2 separate regions of the Homo sapiens genome follow, and region 2 is linked to region 1. The links are chromatin loops, found by intact Hi-C in ENCODE. Cell type or tissue: HepG2. All regions are shown on one strand. Links, peaks and the distances in the headings refer to the core of each region. The heading gives the core; the rest is flanking DNA. Region 1 overlaps IL6ST (interleukin 6 cytokine family signal transducer). Region 2 overlaps LINC01948 (long intergenic non-protein coding RNA 1948).

Region 1 (8,342 bases), core at 262-8,261:
GAGATGGTATTTTAATGTCTGCAGTTCTGAGGTAGGGTGGAACTTAGTTCTACATTGTGATTTAGGAATTTTTAAAACCTTTTTTCTTCAAGGGAGAAGTGACCCAGGCCTCGAGTTTAGTGCTAAAGCCGCTAGTGTACTTATGCTGTCCCCTAACCACCACGTGCGATATGGAAGCAGATGCTAAATATAGGGGTTTTCTTAGAAAGTAAGAGGAAATTAGCAAGCGTTATTAGTGATTGACTACTGCTATCAAGTGAATTCAAAGGAAACAGGTTTTTATGCCATATTTAAGTTACAGAAACCAGGCATGCTTAGAATAGTTTCTAGAGGTTATTGGAGAATAGAAAGCTAAGAAAACTTGGTATACATTTACAATGGAAATATAATTACACTTTTTACTCTCAGAATATTGTTCACATTAGACTTCCTGTTTATCTTTTATATTCTTGCATTTATATAATGCCTCATCCTTTCAAAGTTCTTTCACATATTATATGATCTTCTTTATGAAAAAAATAGATGTTTCATTCTGATATATTCAGTTTCCCACTTTAGGCAAAAGTAGATTAATAGAATGACGAATTCAAAGTAGATGAGGAAAATCAGGCACAGAGAAGTAAAGGTAGGGATAGACCCAAATTTACACAACAAGATAATGACATCTCCAGCTTTTAAGTTGATCATCAAAGGCTGGGCTGGATTTGTCTTGCTGTATGTGTCAGGAAATTTATACCTATTACATTTTCCATTTTCTCAAAATTTAAGTCACATGACTAATATTTAGCTGCAACTTTCCTCATAACAAATAGTGTCATGAAGAATGTTGTAGTGTGAAGTTTGTACATTTCAGGGTCAGATATACAATATGAACTCTTAATCTACAGGAATGAGAATGGAGGATCATTGAAGGCCATGATATAAACAAATTTGCATGTTGAAGCCTGTATAAAACATGGTACAGTGAGTGAATATACCCCCATCCCCAAGAACACTTTATACATATTAAATGGATATATGATTACTGTGCAAAAATTCATTCTGGAAATGAACATATATTTGAGCACTAATATGTAATGTACACCTGCCCTAAGGAGAAAATAAATTATAAAACTTTTTACATTCAAAATTACTTTCCCAAGCATGTCTTAGAATAATCTATGTGTTGATGCATGTAAATTGTACTTTAGGTAGGCAAAGAAATCTGGTTATTTATGTAAAAACTAGTCTAATAAAGTTAGTTAGTGGCTTTATCACTTTAAATCTTTAGTGTCCAAAAGTGGTGTTTAAAGTAATAGCACATCAGAAAACCTTGTCTGGACAAAACTAGTTCACTCACTGCTTCTGCACCTGCAGTTGCTCCCTTTAGGGTTATAAAATAATGACCCAAATGTTACATGTGTTGATATTATAACTTGTCAGTTACTGATGTCTGTGGTATCCTACCCTCATCTCTGAAAGGGATAATACTGAATAATTATTAGAAAACTATAAAACTTCACACTTTGTACCATTAAAACCTAAAATTTTAATCTTGTCCTTTTTTACTATGGATCAGTCGGCACTCGGGAACAGCAGCAAGGAAAAAAAGCAAATTTCATTCACATGTTCTGTGTTCATACCTCTTCTCTACCTAATTGTTCATTTAAATTTCAGCCTTATTCCTTGATAAGGGATTTTACCACATGAAGTCATCCAGTGACCCTAGCTCTTATTGTGAAGTTAGTGGAGTATACTTAGAAATGTTACAACTTTAAAATGTTACAAAACATTCATTAAAGCTCATATTTAAAGTAGAGCATCTAGTTTGAGAAATAGAAATCAATTATTAAAGATGTCTTTTTTCTACCCATTTAACTAGTTAAAACCATGACATGTAAATGTAGAAGTAGAATAATCATAGAATTCCCTAAAATATTTCTGTTTACTAACATATATTGACCAAGTACATCAAGCAGGAGAGATCTTCCTTCATTCTGTTATAGTCCACATCATTCTAATTTTGCTCAGTTGTTATTAAGAGCATATTCCTAAACCATACACTTTTGTTTCAATAAAGTTTTATTTTGTTGAGATGAATAAAATAACAAAGTTATAAGCTGCATAAGACAAAAGTTCAATTGTTCAAAAAAAATTTACTGGGATAGCTTTCTATTACAGGTATTGTTAGATTATATTGTGCTGATAAGATTACTTTCTAAAAAATTTGTACTTTTCTGTAAATTAAAAGAATATGGAGTCATAAAATGGCAAGTGTTTTAGGATTAGCCTAAAATTGGACATTGTCATTGATTTCAAAGAAGGTATGAACTAGCAGTCTTACAGCCTAATTCTTCTTTGGACTGGTCCTTGGCAGCAGTTCCTTTTCAGACTCGATAAACAGAATTCAGATGATGTAAGTCAAAACAAAACTTTACAAAGCCAAGCGTATTATCTTTTGCATTAACCTATTTTTTTCCATCATACATGCTACTAGTATGTGCATTAGCATGATATTCTCATATACATTGCATTAAAAATTAAAAGGTGGCAGCTCAGGGTGAGCTCTTCTGTTGCTCATTTGTTCCTAAATTTTTAAGGGCTTTTTCTCAGTCAATAGTTTGTACAAACTGGTTAGTTTAACTTCATTACCCATTTCATTAAAGTTGATGGGTCGTGTGATGAGATGCATTTAAGGCCGATAGTGATAGATGTTTTTTTTATTTCTTGAACACAGGCTTTGTCTGAATGATGTTCTTTTATCTCTTGAACACAAGCTTTGAATGATAACTACAGGTTTTAAGTGCTGTTACATTAATACCATAATGTGATGTGTTAGAAACAAAGGGATATTTCAAAGGTAGATATTTGAAAATTCTCTAGTCTCAATATGTATGTGTATTGAATATACTCTAAAAATAAATGTGCAATTTGCTAGTAGGACAATGCAGTGACTGACTAGCATTAGGTATGTTTCTTTTATATCCTAGCTATGTCCCACTTTCTTCTAAGTGCAATCCTTTCATGTTCACTTGCTGTTTTACCCCATCTACTCTAACTTCATTTGGAAGGCTTGTCTAGAGTATAGCATGTATTTTTACCTTTGCAGTGAATTGCATGTGCTAATTGTAACCACAGCTATTTTTATGTTGACATAACTCCAAATGTTATATTAAATGTTCTATTATATATTAGCTCTAATCCCTTAAGTAAATTTTAAGAAATAAATACTTGTTCAAATTTTTTTTCTGTATGTGGTTACTATCATCTGACTATGCATATTTGTAACAGCATTTATCATTAGTGGTGTTAGCTAAATAAGCATCTTAGTGTAAATGAGATGCTTCGTGTGGGTTTTGTGACATTTTAAATGACATAATGGAATGTGATTTAAAAGAAAACCAGTACACTATCTTGGTCTTAATAACATAGAATGGAGATGGCAAATTTATCCACTAGTTTTCCAGATTTACTATTTAATAGCTGAGGTCTGAAATCGTAGCATCCTCCCTCCTAGTGGACATTAAAAAAAAAAAAAAAAAAAAAAACCTACTTGGTTGTCAAGAGCCCAAGTATGGAGGTGCTGCGCCATCTTGTGGCCTGTCTGTGCCCACCCTGCACTCTGCTGGAGTCTCCATCCTTGTTGCAGTGAGACTTGAAGTTCAAGATTGATACATGGCATCCTCCTGCTACTTCTTGAGGTTACTAAGTAGTATATGAAACTAATCAGTCAGCAAGTCCACCTGGAAGGAAAAGAAAATCTCAACTATTAATGTGCCTTCACATTGTGATTTTGTCTAAAAAAATGTAGTGAGTCAAAAAACCCACAAGCCAGCCAACAGTAACTCCTTCACATATATACCAGAGTTTATAGAAATAACATGTCAGCTTTGGGCTATGTGCTCCTTTGTTTAAAATCTTCTATTTGGTTATGGCTTGTATAGGCTCAAGCCTGATTTCTTTAAGGTGTGGTGGCTCATCTTATCCTAATGTGTATGATAGATACAGTCCATCCTGCTTTGGAAAAGATTATGTAACTCCTTGAGAGCATACTCTTTCTCTAGCCCAAAGGCAGTGAGAGAGTTTTCTTGTTCAGGATTGCTTAACTTTCCATTTAAGCTTTTTCTTTTTAAATTAATACAAACTTCTACACTTTCAAAATACGAAATATATTACAACTGCGTATAGGCTCTTCCATACTTAAGTCCAGTGCTTGGGCAAGTTAATGGAGTGAAAGACTACAAGCAAAGAGGAACTGAGGTAGAAAAAGAAGAATGTGTGAAAGCAGCAGGAAGCTCAGCCAACTCGAAAGCAGGGTGAACAGCTTGAGTCCTGTTGCTGCTGATCGGGGTTGGCTCTTGGACAACTTAGTAAGATCATGGAAAGGCTGCTTGGGTTCTCCATAGAAAAGTTCTGTCTCCATCAAGGGAGGAAAATGTACCTTTCAACTCAAAATTCAATATTTGTTTTTAAATATAGCTATTTTCCCCAACCGCTAAAGATTTTCAACAGATACGAAGCCAGAGCTTAGTTTTAGAAACCTGTGGACATTCAAACCTGATTCTTTATTCCCTGTGACTATGGTTATGTCATTTTACATGTCAAAAAAGTGTATCTAGAATTGTCATTTCTTATTTTTGAGCTTTTTTTAGTGAGAATTATCCCCTCACTTAAATGGCTTTTTATTTAAACATCTGTGCATTCTGTATGAAATTGTAGTCTTTCTGGGATAACATGGTGAGCTATATGGTGGTAATCCACACACACAAAAATAAAAGCCAAAAAAAAACCAAAACCCTCAGGTAAAGTATTTCTCTTTCTTCAACTGTCTCATTAGCCCTGGCTGTGGATGGTCTTTCTGAGACAGGCTAGCCAGAGTAATTCAACGGCCACAAGTGGTTTCTCCCCCAGAGTGCTGGTTCAAACTCTGAATGAGACCAGCCTGTTGATTAGAAATCTAATACCTCAGTCCAGGCCTACTTTCCTAGAACAATCTTCACTTAGTAACAGGTCCAAGACACAACTATTAAGTATACATCTGGGTCCCTTCCCCGTAGGAAAAGGTTTTCCCTGCAGTCTTGCCTGTAGTCAGAAGCAGCCTGTTGACTAATGATAGCTTTTAAATGAATTTATAGAAAATTCTTGGAAATAGGCTCTATAAGCTTTATGAGAGGGATAATGCTTTTAAAGGAATGGCATGAAGGGGAATATTTAAATAAAAAGGCACTGAGATTCTGACAATAGAAACCATAATTCTGCATAAGCGTTCTGAGAATGAAAAGTCAGCCACTCTTCAGGTCAAAGTCAGTGTGGATTTTGCCAGTTGTTCAATCTAGACATACGAACACCAGGGCTACCCAGCCAGCATCAGTGCCTAGGAAAGGACCTCCAAGAAACTTTTAACTGCCACGGTCAGAATCGAGACTAGACATTGCTGCTGGGGGTGAGGGGCCGCTCCTCTTCAAATGAACCGGCAGACCTTTCTGATCACCTGCTGGGGGCCACATGCCGGAGCAGGGTGTCCAAAGGTGAGCAAATATATGCCATCTATGAAGTGTTTACTGTGGGTTATGAAATCCTAGAAACTTATGAGGTAAATACCAGCACCATTTACAAATGCAGCCTCCAAGAGGTTGAATAACTTGCCCGGGGTCATGTGGTTGACAAACAGTGGAGTTCCAACTCCAACCTGATCCAAAGTCCGCATTCTTTGATGTGTACACCAATTGTACCCAACCACTTAAGCAAAATTCTTGATGACGTCATGCCCAGGCTAGCTTAAGGAGAATGCACACCTGCTTCCCAGGCCCTTCAAACTCTTCTGAGTTTCTCTTCCCCTCATCTCCCTCCCCACCACCCTTATTTGTGAATATGGGGCACCTTGTGCCCTCAAGCAGCCCCCTGCAATTGCCTACCTTGAAGTGTCCTAACTGAGCCTCGAGCCCAGAGCAGTACTTCTCCTTATGCCCTCAAGGTTTACTCCGAGGCTGGCTCCCCACCCCTACTAGCACATACATTTGCTCTGACCCTATAGAGCAACCCCTGCAAAAGAGGTCAATGTGTCCCACTTTCCTGAGAATGCACCCTCACACGACCCCTGGAGTCTCATTCTTTTGGCCAAAGAAAGACTCCTCTAATGGTGGAATCTAGCCCATGGCAACTAGTGACAGGAGGATCTCCGGCAGGGGCTTTTCCTGGGTGCTCAGACCACGGTCCTACCCCAGGTGGTTCTGTCCACAGACTTCCCCGGGCCCGCTGCCTAGCGCGAGCACCCGTTCCAGCCTGCCTCACCTTCACGGTGCCGCCAGCCACTCCTCTCCATCTCCTGCCACTCCCAGAGGGGCTGCCTGCTGCTGCCCCGCTGTGCTGACCTCATTCCCCACATTTGCTTTCTGTCCTTTTGGGGCCTCGCTGGACCTTTCCAACCCCCCAGCTGCACACTTTATAGTTTCCAGAACATACTGAGTTTCTTCTAACCTAGCCCATGCACATGATTTCCTCCCCTAGAATGTTCTCCAGTCCCCAGTCCCTGTTAAGCTGGGAAATTCTTACTGGTTCACCAAAAATCAACTCAAATAGATACCCTCTTGAGGGAAATCTTCCATTCTTCTCTCTCCTTCCCCCTGAGTTAAGGGCCTTCTATATCCTGGCACCTACTGCTGGGCCTCTGGAGAGAGGGCCCCAGCTCAGTCCTCTCCTGGCCCAGCATAGTGCTCGGTGTTTGGCAGAGCTTGCTTATATGAACAGGTAAGTGGGTGAATAAACAAGTTATTTTTAATTTTAAAAAATGTTTAAAATGTGTCTCAGGTTTCTTCTAATCCAGAGTTGCACAGTGCCATAGGCAGTCAGGAATCTGCCTCCTTCGCATCTCAAACCTGGGATCATTTCCTGATTCCCATCCCACCCTGGCTACAGGCAAGAGCTTCCCCCAACCAAGAGAGAGAGAGTCTTGCTCTGTTGCCCAGGCTCAAGCAATCCTCCCACCTCAGCCTCTCAAGTAGCTCAGACTACAGGCAGCACTGCCATGCCCGGCTAATTTTTCTTTTTTCTTTTTTGTAGACACGGGCTCACTTTGTTGGCCAGGCTGGTCTCAAATGCCTGGCTTCAAGCTATCTTCCATCCTTGGCCTTCCAAAGTGCTGTGATTACATCTCTGAACCACCGTGCCTTGGCAAGAGCTTTCATTTGAAGCAAAATATATACTCAATCCAAAAGCAAAAATTTAGAGAAAATTAAAGTCAGATGGATCCTTATTAAATCATTTTATCCAAACTCCTCATCCTGGACGAGGAAAATGAGGTCCAGAGAAGAGGGGCCAGCAAACTTTCCAACAGCACAGGAGAAAACGCTGGGTTTGTGGGTTATAAAAGGACGGCCCTGCCCTTTGGGAAGTTACTGTCTAGTGAGGAAGACGGAGTGAACCAGGATCAGGCTCCGCCTTAAGAACACATCAGAAAGTGCAAGTAGGCTCAGGCCCTACAAACCAGGCTACGACCAACCCCTGGCCAAACACCAGGCAGCTCCCAGTATAAAACAATCCCCCAATTCCTCAACGAGAAGATCCCAAGAAAAGTTTTTGGACAGCTTAACTGTGTGAGCTTTACAGATGTTGATTAAATAGTCAGATGTCTGCCTATGATCCATATTTTAAATAAGATGATGTGGAACAATGCAGAAATATAGAATTGATTTTGTTCACTCGTACTTTATGAAGATAGTTCCATGCAACTCTTCACTTGCAATTGGACACTGAGGTCCTTCCTCGTCATTACCAGATCCCCTTTGTGAATCATAGGCACAGGTTTTGGGAGCTCGTTCCTAACATTTCCATCTAGTTGTGTGAGAGACAGCAGACAATGCTGTCGTGGAAAACAGTATTCAAGCCTTAAGTATCCACTTTTATCTTAAGAGACTTTCCCCCCATCCCAGTAATGTAACCTGTTACCATTTTGCTTTTTAAAATGGTCTTTAAAAAACTTTACACTGAAATCTAACCTAGTTAATATTGAGATCATATCCCAGGAATAATGACTAAATCCCTTGTCTCCTTTTATGCCAGTTCCTTCTGGTGATCTCCGTGTGATTCTCAAAATTAAAAATTAACATTGGATGAGGTCATTTTAGTGAATGGGTCTTTCGCAAACAGAACTTTTGTGTTTAAATAACGAAGAGAGGCCAAGCACAGAGGCTCACGCCTGTAATCCCAGCACTTTCGGAGGCCAAAGTGGGCAGATCACTTGAGGTCAGGAATTTGAGACCAGCCTGGCCAACATGGTGAAACCCCGTCTCTACTAAAAATACAAGAATTAGCCTGGCGTGGTGGTGCGGCACCTGTAATCCCAGCTACTTGGGTGCCTGAGGCAG
Region 2 (8,342 bases), core at 85-8,084, 530 kb before region 1:
ATGTTAATTTCCTCCATTTCTTGTCTTTTGAGGGTTCTTATTCCATGTGATTACATTTTTACGTTGTAAGCTAGAACCACAACCAGATAATAATCATGATCATACACTCGTGGCGTTTTCTGAAGCTATAATAATAATTTAAGCAATGAACAAATATTACATTAAGTAATGCTGCTGGAGTGAGAGTTGGGAATGGGTGCTGTTAACCAACATAATGTTGTATCTCAGACTTTGTACATTCCTGCCCTCTCCCCACCAGCTCAATCAGGAGTAAGGTCTTTATTTTCTAGACAGAAGGAACTCATGCCCCATCAATATTGGCTTTCTATAGATCCCTCTGATGAGAGAATTTGTGCCTACTTAGAGGCTGAAGAATGTTAGTACCTTGGTTCCAGTGAGTTTCTCTTCTATAGAGTCACCTCAAAGAAAGAGCAAAACCCAGAGAGCTTACATCTGCCTTGGTTCACAAGCCTACTCTCAGGTGACTTTTAGAAATGCTTATTAAATCCATTCAACCCTTGAGAGAGAGAAAACATAGAAGTTGGGTTCTGGAGTGCTTAAAGGTTCAACACAAGACAAAGAGACTGTGTGTTAGCATGTGGGAGGCAGAGGTGTTGACTCCTGGATGTTATTCTTGGGCTGCGGAAGGGAGACAGTGCTGGAATTCTTCTTCTGTCATTGTTAATTGAGCCTCTCCGCTTGCAGAGAGAATCTTACCCCACTCCTCTCCTGACTTCCCTCTTCACTTTCCCCTCTGACTAACCCTTACCTGCATAGAGCCAAGACAGCCGGCCAGGACCTGTGGCCAGGGTTGGGTAGGGAAAGTGGCTATGTGGCATGACTCTAGGAAATAGGGTGAGGAAGAAGGAGGGATTGTAAGTTTTAGGAATTTCCCTCAATGTCGTGTTGCAGTGCACTGTGACAAATTAAGAACACTGAACGAGGGAAGCCGTGAAGTGTTGTGCAGAGTTGAAGACAGGAGAGCTGACTTTTAGCTGTCACCCTGCCACCAAATAGCTCCATGAGCTTCTCCTCTTTGAGCCTTTGTTTCCTGGAGATTGGACAAGCAGTTTTCTAAGGTTTTTCTCTTGACATTCAGTTTAGGCAACTGACAATGCTACGTAAGCCGATTTTTAGCTCCTCACTTCATATCGCCTGGTTTTACCCACATTCCGCTATCAAATGGTTCCTGGCCCCATAAAAATAATCAAGAAAGCTCATGTTGGTGGCTTTTGCCATAGGAGTCTGATTTTTGATGCCATTATTTTTCATGCATATAAAACTAATATTTTAAGTCTTCTGTGCTTTGTTCTGTTCTTTTGGTCTGGAAGAACGTGCTTCAGAGTTGCACTTAGCCTAGAACATGGCCTGACCTCTATGGTATGAATAAATGAGCTCCATGAAGACAATAAGATCTCCTGAAATTATACAGGTATGTGCATACATATACATATATGTGTGTCTATGTATGTGTAGATATATGTGTGTAATATTATATTTAAATAATCTACTTTTTCAAAAGTTCCCTTAAGCTACTCCATGTGATTTTATGATAATTTTGTTTGGTTATATTCTATTTATCTTCATTGCTTTCTGACTTCATTGCCATTCTGTCCATATTGCTGCTCAAAGCAGAATTTTAAGAACACCTCGAGGTGTTTTTAAATTAAGCCAGTAAACAGCTTTAGCCAACACCTCCATGGCACAGTGACAAAAGCCAACACAAACAGGGAGCGGGAGGTTTGCTGACAGCTCTGTGCACTGAGACCTCAGGACTGGTTTGGTGAGGCAGGCTCAAGCAGTGACTCGTGGGGGAGCCAAAGAAGACTCAATCATGTTGTCTCTTGTATCAGCTCCCTCCACAAGGAACGGAAATCTACAAGAGGCTGAGTCCTCCTTTAATCAAAGCAAGAGAAGAAGCACTCAGGACGGGGTGGGATGCATGTCTTCAGACACTGACTCAGCCCCTCCTGTATAAGGTCTCACTGCTGCAGCAGGGCTGGGTCCACATATCTCCTTCTGTGTTTGGTGTCCCAGAGCCGTGCTTAGAACTCCAACATTACCCTGTGTGTTCATGGTGATGACGAGATTCCCAAGCACAGTGACTTAAATAAGAGAACTGTACTTCCTTCTATATAAGCTCAGGTGTACTGTCCAGGGGTGGCTGGTACCCTATGTTGTTGGGGATCCTGCTCATGTAAAGTACCTAGCACCAACAAATGCTCTTCAGTTATCATAAGCCTTAAAAACCTAGGAGAGTTTGCGGGAAAACAAGGAAAGAGAGAAGATAAAAGCATGCGTTGCGGAGGGCATTGCCAATGTGCTGTAACACATATGCTAAGGCTCCATAGAGCCTGTGAGCCTGGGCAAGTGACTTAACCTCTCTGTGCCACATCTATAAAATGGTGATAACAAGACCTATCTTGTAGGCTTGTTGTGAGCATCTCACACGTTAACACATGCAAAGTGCTTACAGCAGTGCCCAGACCACATTCAGAACCTAATAGCAGGCCCTGTTGGTGCCCTACCAGTACCTGTGGCTACTTCCCATTTTGTGCACTCCAGATGGCCTTGTACTGTAAGAATTTGTGAGTCTGCCTCTAGGCTCCCCCTGGCCTCCTGAGAGTGTGCTCTGCATATGCAGGCTTGGCCATAAGGGCTGAAAAGGCAATCGACAGCAAGCAGCCCTCAACCAGGATGGGATTTGGTGTGTAAATACCTCGGCTTTCTCATCCCTTGGGTGAGACAACTTGGCAGCATGTTCTGAATCGCCACACAGAGGTCTCCAGGGTGACTGAGCCCCAAGTGTCCGCATTCATAACCTGTCCCTGTCATATCCTGTCTGCTTCCCTGTCGTCCTTGGTTCATTTCTGCACTCTCCTGGTCTTACTGGGATTACTCCCCAAATTAACTTCCTGTATTCAGGACCAACTTCTGGGAAACCCAAACTAAGACACTCTTCTCCTTACTACACACTCCTTTCTGAACATATTGGCCTTAGTGTGCGTTCTGAATGATCCTGCCAGAACCTCACTCTCCCCTTTTCATGCACCTCCTCCTCCTGATATTCCTCTTCTCACTTTTGCAATCACGTATGCACCAGGATGAATCAGATGCAGACTTCTGTGCCCTTCATAAACCAATCTTCCAAGCATACATGCACACTGATACATACATGTACTGATACATTCCAAGCATACATGCACACTGATACATACAGAGAAACCCATGGAATCCAGGCCCAAAGGAAATGGAATGTGTAGCAAAGAATATACATTGTCTCTGGGCTTGCTCTCTCGCCTAACTTCCTTCAGGCTTGTTCTGATTTCCCCTGGGGCCTGCACATATGGTGTATTGCTTAGATTTGTGCCTGGGTTCGGACTGCACATTAAATCAGAGACGTGGGGTAGAATCAGGTCCACAGCTCTATATCCTGTTGTGATGGATAAGCGTTCTCTTTCCATTTCCTCCCCTGGGCAGGGAGATGATGGAAGTGTTTTGCATGAAGACAGGAAATATCTTCAGTACGGCTTTGTGAGCTAGATGGAATTATCCTAAAAGAGCAGGTCCACTGGGTGAGGAGAGATGTGTGGGCTGAGTTTTCAACTGAATGATTAAACAATAGTGCTTGCTGTGGCCACACCCTGCTAGTTTACACAATGGAAAAAAACAACTTGACAAAATAAAATCCATGTCGTCGTCTTTAAAATGTGCTATCATTTCCTTGTTATAGTTGTGCAAGATTCAGTACCGAGAAGCAGATAGTTCTTCCTTTGCCAATATGGGAAACATACTGCAAACATATTGGGCTTCCAATATGTTTGAATTTCAATCATGACCCTTTAGTCAGTTTAGTTAAGTAGATGCAGTCCCCGCAAGGGCAAGGTTCAGATTTCATTCACCATGGTCTATGAACTGTCAGTTCCTGCATGAAGCACAGACTTCACTGCTAGCTCTTCAGGACACACATCACTTTTGTAAATATGAGCACTATGATCAGTCAGTGACCACTCACATCACTTCTTTCAAAGTCTGCCAGTGATGGTCACCACACCCTGTTATTGGTTCACACACAGACAGCAAAGTATGTCGCTGTGCTTCCTTGTCTTCCTGTGATGACCCATGTGCCATCTTACACAAATGGACAATCAATGGAGGTAAGTGGCCAGCAAAAATGAAAGTGAAGCAAAGAAATGAAAAATGAGAACGCAGGGAGTGAGATTCAAATCCAACATAAATGGAGGTGAGAAGATATAGCTGAGATTGGGATGTCAACACTCAGGCATCCTAGACTTTACATAGGCAGCCAGAGGAACTTGGCGAAGGTGACCTTATTGACATAAATGAGGAAAGTGAGGACAAGGAGCAAGATATCCCAGAGGAAGTGACGCCAGCAAAAAAAAAAAAAAAAAATTAAAATTTACATTTTAAAAATCACATTAAAGGAACTCTCAGAGTTAATTCATGAATTAAAAGTGAAAAAGATTAAATGTTGGGTGCTCACTCAAATTTAGAAAGGAGAGTAACAATTTACCAGGGCATAGAAAATATATTTTTCTATACTGTAAGTTGTATGACAAAAAGATAACACTGTGTATTATTTATCTTTTTTATTTTCTGTATGTTATGATGTTTTAATATCTTAAAAACCTGTCTGACTGCCCCTCCCAGGGCTGGCCAATCCTTAGACACAGCAAAGGGCTCAGCTGGGAGTGTGCCTTTGATACGCAAACTGCCCAACCTAGAGCCATCTCTCCTCTATGTGGCCCCTGCACCTCAGGAGGCAACATTTTTCCTCTGCCTTAGTCAACCAAAGGCCAGGAACCAGGCAACTAAAGACCACCCGTATAGTTAAGTGCCTGCTGAAATGATTCAAACTAGCCAGTCCTAAACTGCCCTTGCCCTGCTGGGAAACCCCAATAAAGGCTGTAGCCTCGGCTTTCCCTGTACCCCTGCTTTCTGCCTCCTGACCACCCTGAGGCTACCCCACGTGGCCCTGCCTGGTGTGGTTTGTCTCCTGTCTCTAGGACCTGTGAGTGTTGTTTTCCTGAGCTTCTCCTCTGTCTCCTCTTGTGGCTGCACTTGACTGAGCATTTCATGAAAGAATACAGAATGCACTTCTCAGACTACTCTTGGTAAGTTTTTTACAAAGAAATAACACAATTCTCAACATTTCTAATCTGTAAAATTACAGTATGCTAAATAAATATTTGTTTTACCATTTTTTTCATTTCTTTATACATTTATAACCGATAATGAGAGAGTTTTTAATGTTTTGACAAATATTTCTAAAGGTTATGGGACCATTATGATTATTTCTTTGTGAGGTTTCTGCATGGTCTTTTGGTGTTTTTTGTTGTTTGTTGTTGTTGTTGTTGTTGATGTTGTTGTTTTGACAAGGTCTCACTCTGTCGCTCAGGCTGGAGTACAGTGGTGCCATCACAGCTCACTGCAGCCTTGACATGTTGGGCTCAAGCAATCCTCCCACCTCGGCCTCCTGAGTAGCTAGGACTACAGGTGAATGCCACCATGTCCAGCTAATTTTTGTATTTTTTGTAGAGACGGGCTTTCACCATCTTGCTCAGGCTGGTCTCGAACTCCTGGACTCAAGTGATGAGTTGCCCTCCTGGGCCTCTCCAAATGCTGGGATTACAGGTGTGAGCCACCATACCCAGCCTGCAAGGTCATTCTTACAATCCTGCACTAAGGTGCAAAGCAAAGACTGTCTGTACTTAAGCTTTTATCTTATTTATTAGGATAGTGAAACTTGTGGGCTCTGGAGCCTGAGTGCCTGAGTTCAGATCCTGACTCCAGTACTAAACTGCTTGATCTCTGCTCTAAACCAACCCAACTGAGGCTCAGTTTTCTTATCCGAAAAAAGGAAATAACAATATCACATAGAGTTCTTGAGGTGATGGATTAGAAGGCCTCTAAAAATCTGCCTGACATTCAAGAAACATTTGATAAATAAGCTCCATGAAAGTGGAGACCCCATCCCATATCTTCATTATAATATCCCCAGCATTTAGAACAAAGACTGGCACAGGTAATCATTGCACAGTACATATGTGGCACATAAGAGATTAAATAGTCATATTTAATATTCAACAAATATTAGTGATGTGACTCTCTTCCCCTTTTTTCACTTTCTGAGTGCTCTATACCTTCAGAGAGTTTGAGGAAATCATGGGGCTCAGTTTTACTGAGAGCCCAGTATGTCACCAATGGCCCCTATACTGGTTCCTCTACAGTCATTTCTGCCTTATTTCTCCCGGCCCATCCTGCCCATTTGATTTAGGTGGCTGGGTACCTCAGCAAGGTTAACATTGTTCATATAAATAAGGAACTCATACAAATCTATGGGGAAAAAAAATGAGACCCCAAAAATGGGGGAAAAAAGAATAATTAATTAGTAATTAAACTTAAATATTTGGAGTCATCCTCACCAGCAACCAAGGAAATGTAAATCAGAACAAAGGAGATGCTCTTTTTGCAATCACATTTGCACAGACTTCTGGAATGACAGAAACAGAGACTAGTGAGAGTGAGGTGAGAAGACCCTCCCCCGACTGCTGATGCTCATGAGAATCGGCAGAATCTCTCTATAAAGCAGTTTGGCCCCAAAAATCATGGGCCTTTAGACGCTTCATTCCCTTTGACCCAGAAATTTTACTTCAGGAAACTGATCCTGAGGATTCAATGTGGATGAAGCTTTATGCATAAAGATTTTCTTTTCTTTTTTTTCTTTTTTGAGACAGTTTCACTCTTATTGCCCAGGCTGGAGTACATGGCTCCATCTTGGCTCACCGCAACCTCTGCCTCCTGGGTTCAAGCAATTCTCCTGCCTCAGCCTCCTGAGTAGCTGGGATTATAGGTGTGTGCCACCACACCTGGCTAATTTTTGTATTTTTAGTAGAGACACGGTTTCACCATGTTGTCCAGGCTGGTCTTGAACCCCTGACCTCAGGTGATCCACCTGCCTCAGCCTCCCAAAGTGCTGGGATTACAGGTGTGAGCCACCGCGCCCAACCATGCATAAAGATTTTCATCACAATGTTATCTGTAAGAGTAAAGATAGGAAACTACCTATATGTCTGGTAATAGGAATTATTTACATGGGAAATGTTATATGCACTTTTTATTAGGCAATGTAAGTCTATAAAGAGACAAATGTTTATAATAGAACATAATGTATAATAAATATTTTTAATCATATGTAAAATCCAAACGCCTGATGCCTTAATGCCGTTCACTCCAAAATGTGAATAACTACCATTTGTGGTGGGTCCACCGTATTCCAGGGACATTGTGTATTTTATTCCCAATTCCCACAACAATTTTGCCTGGTAGATATTATTATACCCATTTTATGGATGAGAAAATGAGGTTCAGAGGGCCAGGTAAATTTCCTGAAGCATCCCTTTAGTTACATAGCTCTGACAGTTAAACCCACACTTTCCCGCCAAATTATGTCCTTATTTATCTTTGTTTGGTTGAGTCTTTTTCTTTTATAAGTTGTGAAACAATGAGTGATTTTGGTTGAGTGTTTTTCTTTTTAAGTTATGAAACAATGAGTGATTTTCTAAATTTTTGTAAGTTTTTGTCTTTTGAAAAGATGTAGTAGCATAGAATAATAACCATAAACATGGCTAACAAGAAGGCATTGCAACATTACTAAATCATTTAATCACTTTGAGCTTCACATGCTTTCAAATAAATAGTACTTCTCTCTACCCATTGACAAGGCTATATGTCAAAATTATAATGAGATAGCGAATAACATGTATCAAAACTCTTTCAAGTTAAAAAAAGGAAAGGTGCCCAACTTTTAACTGTTCTTTCCTAAGTTGAAAAATTTACTTACTTCAGTTAATTATAAATGTTCCTATTACTATAATTATTATAAAGGTTAAAACCCTTCAATAAACTGAGTACTTTCTCAGTCACAGATGTTAATATCTCTCTCAGTTAAGAAACAGGGAGCAAAAGTTATTGATTTACATGGTTGAGATGGAAAACTTAGCACACATCCAGCATTCTTTGGGAAAGGAAGTGGAAGACTCCCATATCAGATGTTTTGGAAGGAAGATAACTGTGGAATGGGCTGGAAGTTGTAAATGGGAGCGTTCCAAAAACAATTTCATTGGTTCCTGTTGAATATTCATAAAGTTGAAACTTTCTGTCTCTAATTGTCCACACTCTGAGTCTAATATGTTGCAGTCAGTGGTTGTCTAGTTGCTTTCCCGAGAGTTCAGTGGTGATGTTTTTGCTGCACTTGGCATTGTGTGTGTGTGTGTGTAGAGCATCGCCAGATCCTGGGCATTTATGGAGCATTGCCTTCA

Evidence for each region. Peaks named below come from ENCODE experiments on the same cell type or tissue, not always from the same donor. Only the 100,000 strongest peaks of a DNase experiment are listed, where the experiment ranks them.
Region 2: it touches region 1 in a loop (5-fold over the local background); 2 of 110 quality-filtered maps call a loop at or near these places.

What each region holds. Positions count from the first base shown.
Region 1 is chr5:55,931,527-55,939,868 of GRCh38, reverse strand. IL6ST (interleukin 6 cytokine family signal transducer) reads left to right here. Exons shown (of 17, transcript NM_002184.4): 17 at 1-4,774. Among named protein-coding and RNA genes, the nearest start is that of IL6ST, 59 kb to the left of the region's middle. In HepG2, for the core only: a CTCF peak has its summit at 3,568 (motif pointing left); DNase peaks (open chromatin) are centred at 3,568 and 5,618; H3K4me3 peaks cover 323 bases.
Region 2 is chr5:56,460,802-56,469,143 of GRCh38, reverse strand. It overlaps LINC01948 (long intergenic non-protein coding RNA 1948), which reads left to right. Exons shown (of 5, transcript NR_104664.1): 2 at 1,332-1,432; 3 at 4,077-4,157; 4 at 5,028-5,135. Among named protein-coding and RNA genes, the nearest start is that of LINC01948, 17 kb to the left of the region's middle. In HepG2, for the core only: no CTCF peak of the experiment used is centred there; DNase peaks (open chromatin) are centred at 3,233 and 3,963.